3 separate regions of the Homo sapiens genome follow, and regions 2 and 3 are each linked to region 1. The links are chromatin contacts, found by Hi-C or POLR2A ChIA-PET in ENCODE. All regions are on one chromosome and are shown on one strand. The core of a region is the stretch at or near the end of the contact, and the rest is flanking DNA. Distances in the headings are between cores, read along the strand shown. Region 1 overlaps BASP1-AS1 (BASP1 antisense RNA 1). Region 2 overlaps MYO10 (myosin X). Region 3 overlaps MYO10 (myosin X).

Evidence for each region. Hi-C counts contacts between places; a loop is a spot of excess contacts on that map. ChIA-PET counts read pairs that join two places held with the same protein, here RNA polymerase II (POLR2A). Pooled maps may share reads with other maps.
Region 2: a loop to region 1 is called in a pooled map, with 5 times the contacts of the local background. The contact joins two enhancer-like sites. A Hi-C loop is called at or near these places in 1 of 168 maps with a recorded cell type or tissue (Calu3) and 4 of 50 pooled maps. POLR2A ChIA-PET finds 5 or more read pairs at or near these places in 4 of 52 experiments (AG04449, AG04450, IMR-90 and 1 more).
Region 3: a loop to region 1 is called in a pooled map, with 2.3 times the contacts of the local background. The contact joins two enhancer-like sites. A Hi-C loop is called at or near these places in 1 of 168 maps with a recorded cell type or tissue (Caco-2) and 5 of 50 pooled maps. POLR2A ChIA-PET finds 5 or more read pairs at or near these places in 5 of 52 experiments (A673, AG04450, RWPE1 and 2 more).

What each region holds. Positions count from the first base shown.
Region 1 is chr5:17,188,325-17,191,024 of GRCh38, reverse strand. All of the region lies in intron 1 of BASP1-AS1 (BASP1 antisense RNA 1), which reads left to right. Among named protein-coding and RNA genes, the nearest start is that of BASP1-AS1, 28 kb to the left of the region's middle. RefSeq lists a silencer at 451-745. Within about 2 kb of position 1,449, at least 5 of the 41 ENCODE cell types and tissues checked have a DNase peak (open chromatin) inside an H3K27ac peak, as active enhancers do; they include A673 and IMR-90, where a contact is called at or near this core.
Region 2 is chr5:16,888,384-16,891,083 of GRCh38, reverse strand. All of the region lies in intron 1 of MYO10 (myosin X), which reads left to right. Among named protein-coding and RNA genes, the nearest start is that of MYO10, 47 kb to the left of the region's middle. Within about 2 kb of position 1,288, at least 8 of the 41 ENCODE cell types and tissues checked have a DNase peak (open chromatin) inside an H3K27ac peak, as active enhancers do; they include IMR-90, where a contact is called at or near this core.
Region 3 is chr5:16,758,198-16,760,912 of GRCh38, reverse strand. It overlaps MYO10 (myosin X), which reads left to right. Exons shown (of 41, transcript NM_012334.3): 18 at 2,687-2,715. Among named protein-coding and RNA genes, the nearest start is that of RETREG1, 140 kb to the right of the region's middle. Within about 2 kb of position 1,357, at least 2 of the 41 ENCODE cell types and tissues checked have a DNase peak (open chromatin) inside an H3K27ac peak, as active enhancers do; they include A673, where a contact is called at or near this core.

The sequences.
Region 1 (2,700 bases), core at 200-2,699:
TGCGGTATTTTTAGCATTCTAGTTTTCCAGATACATATATCATGTTACCAACCACAGTTTAAAAGCTCTTATGGCAACTTACTCATGCGCGCATTTTATTCTCTTTAAATTCTCTCCTAAGATGAGGAAAAGGGGGGTGTAGAAAATTTCCTCTGAACAATCAGAGGATTGTACATAGACACAATTTGGTCATGTATTGAAGTGAACCTTAGCTGGGGAAAAATTAAAACCTAACAAGAAACAAAAGAGGAACCTACTGTAGAAAACAATGAGTTTGTTCAAATGCATTCTTAACATTTCTGTGAGTACTAATCAACCATGAGAAACTTGTATAGCATAAAAGTGTCCACTAGGAGGCACTGCAGTCAAAGCACACAGAAATAGACCCAAAACCCTTAATTTATGTAAACTCACGTGTTTTTATTAATATTGTCAATAGTGAACTGTTTTTGCAAAATGAGAGGTCACTATTTTTCAGACCTGATTAGGAAAAATTGCACAAGGCACTTCTTGCTGAAGAAAAAAAATCCATTTTCTGGCAGCAGGAGTTAGCTGACTCGTGGCAATCCAGAGTTGGCCTCTTACTAAGGTCAATATGCATGTGCTCAGGAAACTTGAACCCACACAAGAATGTGAACCAAGACGGTCAGGCCAGAGATAACATGCGGGTCTTGTAAATGTCAAACTTTGCTTCCTCTGCTCAGCTGAAAACATCCTCTTCTCTTTCCCTTATCCTCCTCCCACCCTACCACTCCTGATGATATCCATAAACAAAAAAATTTTAATGACTCGTAGAAGCTTTAAAATAGGAGGACATTTAATTTCATAACGCATCTGCGGTCACAAGCTGACTGCAGCTGAGTGAAGATACAACCTTTAGCAGTGCTCCCTGACTACAGGTCAAGTGGATGCTCTCCTTGTGACTGTAGCAGATGGAGGAGGAAAGGTAAAGGTGAATGCAAGAGGCTAGAAACATACATTGTGATCCCTTTTTTAAAGCCTTTGATTTTTTAAGATTAAACTAACCCATTTTTTTAAGTATATGATTTGTTCATTAAACTACAAATACATGTCTTGGATTGCAAGCTGAAGAGCAACTGAGAGCTAGGAGAGGCATGATAAGACCCAGGAAAGAAACTACAGCAAGGCGCCCTCATGTCGCTTAGAATACAATGCAGGTCCCTGTAGCTCCTGCTCCCTGAGCCTCCTGGCACGCCTGTTAAACAACCACTGCCTTATTCACGCAGAGAACTTGCCATGCTGGGGTCGCCCAGGGAAAGTGAAGTTTTGGTCAGTGTTTTGGGTTGAATTGTATGTCTTCTCCGAAAAAATATGTTGAAGTCCTAACCCCTCTTTACATGCCAATGTGACATTATTGGAAGGAGGGTCTTTGCAGTTGTCCTCAAGTTAAACTTCGGCCACTAGGTGGCGCTCATCCAATGTGACTGCTGTCTTTATAAGGAGAGGAGATTTGAACACTGAGATGCAGAGACAGAACGCGGTGGGACGACAGAGGGAGAGAGGGGGGTGATGCGTCCACTAGCCAAGGAACACCAAGGACTGTTAGCAGCTGGGAGAGATGGAAGGAGCTCCGGAAGAAACCAGGCCTGCCCACACCTTGATTTCAGACTCCTGTTCTCCAGAATTGGAGAAAATAGATCTCTTGTTTTAGGTCACCCAGTTTGTAGTCCTTCATTATGGCAGCCCTAGGAAACTCATGACCAAATCTGGAAAAAGTAGGCCGGGCACGGAGGTTCACGCCTGTAATCCCAGCACTTTGGAAGGCCAAGGTGGGTGGATCACCTGAGGTCAGGAGTTCGAGACCAGCCTGGGCAACATGGCAAAACCCCGTCTCTACTAAAAATACAGAAATTAGCTGGGTGTGGTGGCGGGCGCCTGTAATCCCAGCTACTCAGAGCCTGAGACAGGAGAATCACTTGAACCCAGGAGACGGAGGTGGCAGTGAGCCAAGATCGTGCCACTGCACTCCAGCCTGCACAACAGAGCAAAACTCCATCTCAAAAAAAAAAAAAAAATGGAAAAAGTAGAATGGAATTCTGGGAATGATAATCAAGAGAGGTTCAACTGCTGAAGCACGAAGTTTTAAGGCTTTTTTTTTCTGTGTCTTCTCCTTTTCTTCCCTATTTTCCGGTCTACTCAACCCCGATATTCCAATTTCTCAATATGAAATATTATTTTTAGTTATCTTTAAACGCACAGCTGTTGGTGATTTCTGGAGACATGCCCATTTTTTCCAGTCCATTTTGTAGATCTCCTCAAATACCTAAAAACTTCACAGTCCAGTTGGCATTTTTAAAGCACTTTGCTCCTTTGAGTTGCTCAAATTATTTGACATAAATGTTCCCTTATTCATGTCAGTTTAAAGGAAAAGATAAGTACAGATCTTATTTTAAACCTCAGGAAATATACAGCAAAGTTAAGCATCTTATAGTAAATCACGTTGCCTTTCAGCGAGTGAGCAGAGCCTGGTGGACGGACTCCCAACTGCCTGTATAGTCTTTTTAAAGTATTATACAATTATATTTTATTCTTTATTACCCACCTACAAGACAAGAATGAATAAATCCTCCAAAATGGTGGTCACTCAAGAGTTGCCTTTTGGGGACCTTTCTCTTTTTTTTGATAGAAATGCCTCTGATATTTTGAGAATTCATAAAATCTCAAACAAAATGGAGCGAG
Region 2 (2,700 bases), core at 39-2,538, 300 kb after region 1:
CTCTAACACCTGACCTCATGTGATCCGCCTGTATCGGCCTCCCAAAGTACTGGGATTACAGATGTGAGCCACCGTGCCTGACCAACTTTCTGTCTCTATGGATTTAACTTCTTCATATAAATGGAGTCATACAACATGTGGTCCTTTGTGACTGCCTTCTTCTACTTAGCATAGTGTTTTCTAGGCTCATCCATGTTATAGCATGTATCAGTTCTCTGTTCATTTTTATTTTATTTTATTTTTTGAGACAGAGTCTTGCTCTGCCGCCCAGGCTGGAATGCAGTGGCATGATCTTGGCTCCCTGCAACCTCTGCTTCTCGGGTTCAAGTGATTCTCCTGTCTCAGCCTCCAGAGTAGCTGGGGTTACAGGCATGTGCCACCACACCTGGCTAATTTTTGTATTTTTAGTGGAGATAGGGTTTCTCCGTGTTGGCCAGGCTGGTCTCGAACTCCTGACCTCAGGTGATCTGCCTGCCCCGGCCTCCCAAAGTTCTGGGATTACAAGCGTGAGCCACCACGTCAACCTTATAGTTGAATAATATTCCATTGTATGAATAGACCACATTAAAAAAAAATCCATTCACTAGTTGATGAACATGAGGGTTGTTTCTGCTTTCAGGCTATTGCACATAATGCTGCTATGAACATTTGTGTACAAGTTTTCGTGTGGACATATGTTTTCACGTCTCTGGGGTATTTACCTAGCAGTGGAATTTCTGGGTCATATGGTTAACTCTATATTTTACTTTTTGAGGAACTGCCAAACTGTTTTCCACAGCAGCTGCATCATTTCACATTCTTAGCAGCAGTGCACGAGGGTTCTAGTTTCTCCACATTCTTGCCAACACATTATGTGTCATTTTGATTGGACTAGGTTATCTTTTATGTACCTTTTAATCCAGGAAGTATGATTTTGTGAAAAAAAATTTGTTTTCGATATGTGATAGAAATCTGCAAAGGAATTAATTAATATGTATGAAACAGAAATGACAAATGGCTGTTTTAAGTTTATTTTCTTCCCACTGTGTTCTTGGGTCGTTCATTTTTATGAAGTAACAACAAACTCCTGTTCTGAGCATACTTGTGTATTTTTTCTGAAAACAGATGGTAGCCAGAACACAACTGGGATTCCATTAAGAAAATCTTATCAGTTTGTTTATTTGTAGGCATTTCTCTCCCCCTCTCCCCACAAAAATGATTCTTATCAAGAGGAGGAAAGGACAATAAACTGGGAAATGGGAGGTAAGGATGTCTGGTATCAGATTTCACGCAGAGTGCAAACATCTTGTGCTGGTCTTTTATTGCCCTTTCTGTCCTGTACCTCCTACTGCTTCCACCAAGAGGAGTGGAATGCAGTTCTTAAACCAGCTGTTTTGTTTTGTGTGCTTTAAAAACAGGATTTCCCACTAGTTTTTGAGAGTTCTTAGTGGGACAGTTTTATACATTTTATAAAATCTGTGTCTCCTAGCTCCATTTACTTACTTGTCTTTCTTGGCTTGTTCTGCTGTTTTCTTTCTTTCTTTCCTTCCTTTCCTTCCTTTCGTCCGCCCTTCCTTCCTTCCTTCCTTCCTTCCTTCCTTCCTTCCTTCCTTCCTTCCTTCCTTCTTTCTTTTCTTCCCTTCCCCTTCCTTCTTTCCTTTCCTTTCCTTCCTTCTTTCTGTCAGTCTTTCTGTCTTTCTTGATGGAGTCTTGCTGTGTTGCCCAGGCTGGAGTATAGTGGCGTGATCTCGGCTCACCGCAACCTCCGCCTCCTGGGTTCAAGCAATTCTCCTGCCTCAGCCTCCCGACTGCCTGGGATTACAGGCACCCACCACCATGCTTAGCTAATTTTTGTATTTTTAATAGAGATGGGGTTTCACCATGTTGGCCAGGCTGATTTTTTTTTTTTTTTTTTAAATTTTTTTAAATTTTGAGGCAGGGTCTTGCCCTGTCACCCAGGCTGGAGTGCAGAGGCACAATCACACCTCACTGCAACCTCCGCCTCTTGGGCTTAAGCCATCCTCCCACCTCAGCCTGCTGAGTAGTTGGGACTACAGGCATGTGCCACCATGCCCAGCTAATTTTTATGTTTTTTGCAGAAACAGGGTTTTGCCATATTGCCCAGGCTAGTCTCAAACTTCTGAGCTCAAACGATCCTCCCACCTCAGCCTCTCAAAAGTGCTGGGATTCCAGGCATGAGTCACCATTGCCTGGCCTGGCCTATTGTTTATATTATGTAATTATTCCCTATGGAACAGAGAGAACAGATAGGAAGGGCATTAGAGTGGGCATAGTTTACCTCTGTGCTTTTTAGAGCCAGAACTATTTTATTTAATTCAAATTTTACTTTTTTTTTTTAAGAGATGGGGGTCTTGGCTTATCTTGTTCAGGCTGGAGTGCAGTAGCACGATCAGAGCTCACTGTATCCTCGAACATCTGGGCTCAAGGGATCCTCCTGCCTTAGCCTCCCAACTATGGGAGTATCTCTGGCTATTTTTTTTTTCCTTTTGAGACGGAGTCTCGCTCTTGTTGTTCAGGCTGGAGTGCAGTGGCGCAATTTCGGCTCACCACAACCTCTCCCTCCTGGGTTCAAGTAGTTCTCCTGCCTCAGCCTCCTGAGTAGCTGGGATTACAGGCATGCACCACCACACCCAGCTAATTTTGTATTTTTAGTAGAGATGGGGTTTCTCCATGTTTGTCAGGCTGGTCTTGAGTAATTTT
Region 3 (2,715 bases), core at 108-2,607, 430 kb after region 1:
GTATAAGTAACATACTGTTATTAATCCTCTTATGCAGATGAGGAAACCGAGCCTTGAAGCAGTTAAAGCTGTTAAGTGACTTCCCCAAGACCTCTCAACTGGTAACCAGTGAGCCATCGAGTCCAGTTTTGATCTGGTCTGGTTGGCTTGAGAACCTTAATATCTTAAGCAGTGTGGTCTGCTGTCTTCACAGGGAGCTTAGAGCTGCGTGGTTAAGCTGATTTCAGCCTTGGTTTTATAGGACTCCTGTGTCTCTAGTTAGTAAAATAAATGCCTTAATTCAGCTATAATTATAAATTTATTACATATTCATTTATTCGTTCATGAATTATAAATTTACACCATTAAATCAATAAAGAAAACACACAGAAACTTGCAGTGATAAGTTATTTGTATGTATTAGACCAGGAAGTGTCCTTTTTGGTTTTTTTTTGGTTTGTTTTTTTTTTTTGGAGACAGGGTCTCGTTCTGTCACCCAGACTGGAGTGCAGTGGCGCAATCTCGGCTCACTGCAACCTCCACCTCCCAGGTTCACGCCATTCTCCTGCCTCAGCCTCCCGAGTAGCTGGGACTACAGGTGCCCGCCACCACGCCTGGCTATTTTTTTTTTTTTTTTTGTATCTTTAGTAGAGACAGGGTTTCGCCATGTCAGCCAGGATGGTCTCCATCTCCTGACCTCATGATCCGCCCACCTCGGCCTCCCAAAGTGCTGGGATTACAGGCATGAGCCACCATGCCCGGCGGAAGTGTACTATTTTTAGGAGGCTTTGTAAGAGAGAAAGAGTTTAGGGAAAAAACCCTTTCCTGAAAGCTTTCAGCACCTGTGTTGGATCTGGTGGGAATCTGTAACAAAAACACATGTTTATATCTAAGGAAGGAAAGTAGCAAAAAAGTTTAAAAGCTGTAATACTTTTAGAAATGTAAATACTAGATGGCCACCTGTCACTTAGATAGGAATGAATTGGGACAAAGGGAGCCCATATAAGGTAGTATCAGCCTAGAAACTCAGAATTTGAAACATTTGATCTTCAAACTTATTTTAACTCTTCTATGTGAGGGTTCACTATATACAACATTGTTAGCTATTTTATTTTTAGGTGAGTTTTCAGACCTGTAAAAATGATGGGTGTTTAAAAAACACCATAGCATGCTGTCAAAGCAATTTCTTAGTTTAATGCGATACGTTTAAATAAAAGCCCTGTATTGATGTTAAGTAGAGGCAGTTTGTCGTAGTGAAAAGATTGCAGGCCTGGAGACCAGCGAGGTGGAGTTTCGCCAGCTGCCTCTGTGCCAGCGTGAAGCAGTTTTGTGAGTGGTGTAAAGAACTTCCTGTCTCAACCCCAGGTTTCCCCTTGCAAACCGAGGAGCTGGGGCTGTTCACTTGCTTCACTCTCTTTCACCTTTGACATCTGTGACATTTTAATGGAACCAAAGCTTCTCTCCAAAGAGCTCAAAGCACAGTTAGAGAACTTAAGAGAGTGAGCATTAAAGAGCACCCGAGAACAAAAATGAAAAAGGTTGGGGCAAAGCAAGAAGCGACCAGGGAAAGCTCTAATATTGCCGCTTGTGGGGAGGCAGATGCTCAGAAGTCTTCCCTGACTGTCCTGGTGACAGTGAAGCCACCAACCCCACCAGCTCCATAGCCCATGATACCTTCCATGCAAGGAAGATTTAAAAATCATTGAAGGCTGGGCGGGCGCGGTGGCTCACGCCTATAATCCTAACACTTTGGGAGGCCGAGGCGGGTGGATCACCTGAAGTCAGGAGTTCAAGACCAGCCTGGCCAACATGGTGAAACCCTGTCTCTACTACAAAATATAAAAATTAGCCAGGCGTGATGGCAGGCGCCTATAATCCCAGCTACTCAGAAGGCTGAAGCAGGAGAATCGCTTGAACCCGGGAGGCAGAGGTTGCAGTGAGCCGAGATCGCACCACTGCACTCCAGCCTGGGTGAAAGAGCGAAACTCTGTCTAAAAAAAAAAAATTATTGGGAAGCTTTTCACTTTTACCTTGTTAATAGTAGCAATGGATTTTACAGAACTTTTTAAATAATAACTAATATCAATATATATGATATGCCAGGTAGCATGCTTTCTGCCTTTTACATGCATGTTCTCCTTTCATTCTCACCTGGCATTAGGGGATAAATTAAAAAATTATCTCCATTTTCCAGATGAAAAAACTGAGGCTTAGAGAGAGATGAAACATCTTGCCCAAGCAACACAGCTGGGAAGTGGGGAGACAGGATTTGAACCATCGCCTGCCTCACCCTGTAATTAGTGTTCCCCAGGAGCACCTTTCCATCCGTTAACTGCTTCAATCTTTGCAACACTGCAAGATGGCAAAACTAATAACTCACTTTTGCAAGTGAGGAGACCGAGGCTACAGAGGCTTAGATGGCATTCCAGAAAGCACAGAGCTCCTAAGTGGGATTCCACCCTTTGTCACTGTCATGCCAGTCCCCTTCTCTGCAAGACTCTGGTCTCTGACACTGCCACGTGTTTTCAGTGCCTAAAGCTCTTTGGCAGTGTTTGGTTTGAAATCTTTGGAAGCTGTCTTAGTTCTTCCAGGCCTAGGGTGTATTACTTTGAATTATCATTGAGAAAGGGCACCATTAATTACAATAATCTTGCACCTAATAATGGGTGTGTGTGCCTCACTGACCTCCTGCTCTTGCCTCACACAGATTTGACTTTATCTACGATCTTTTTGAAC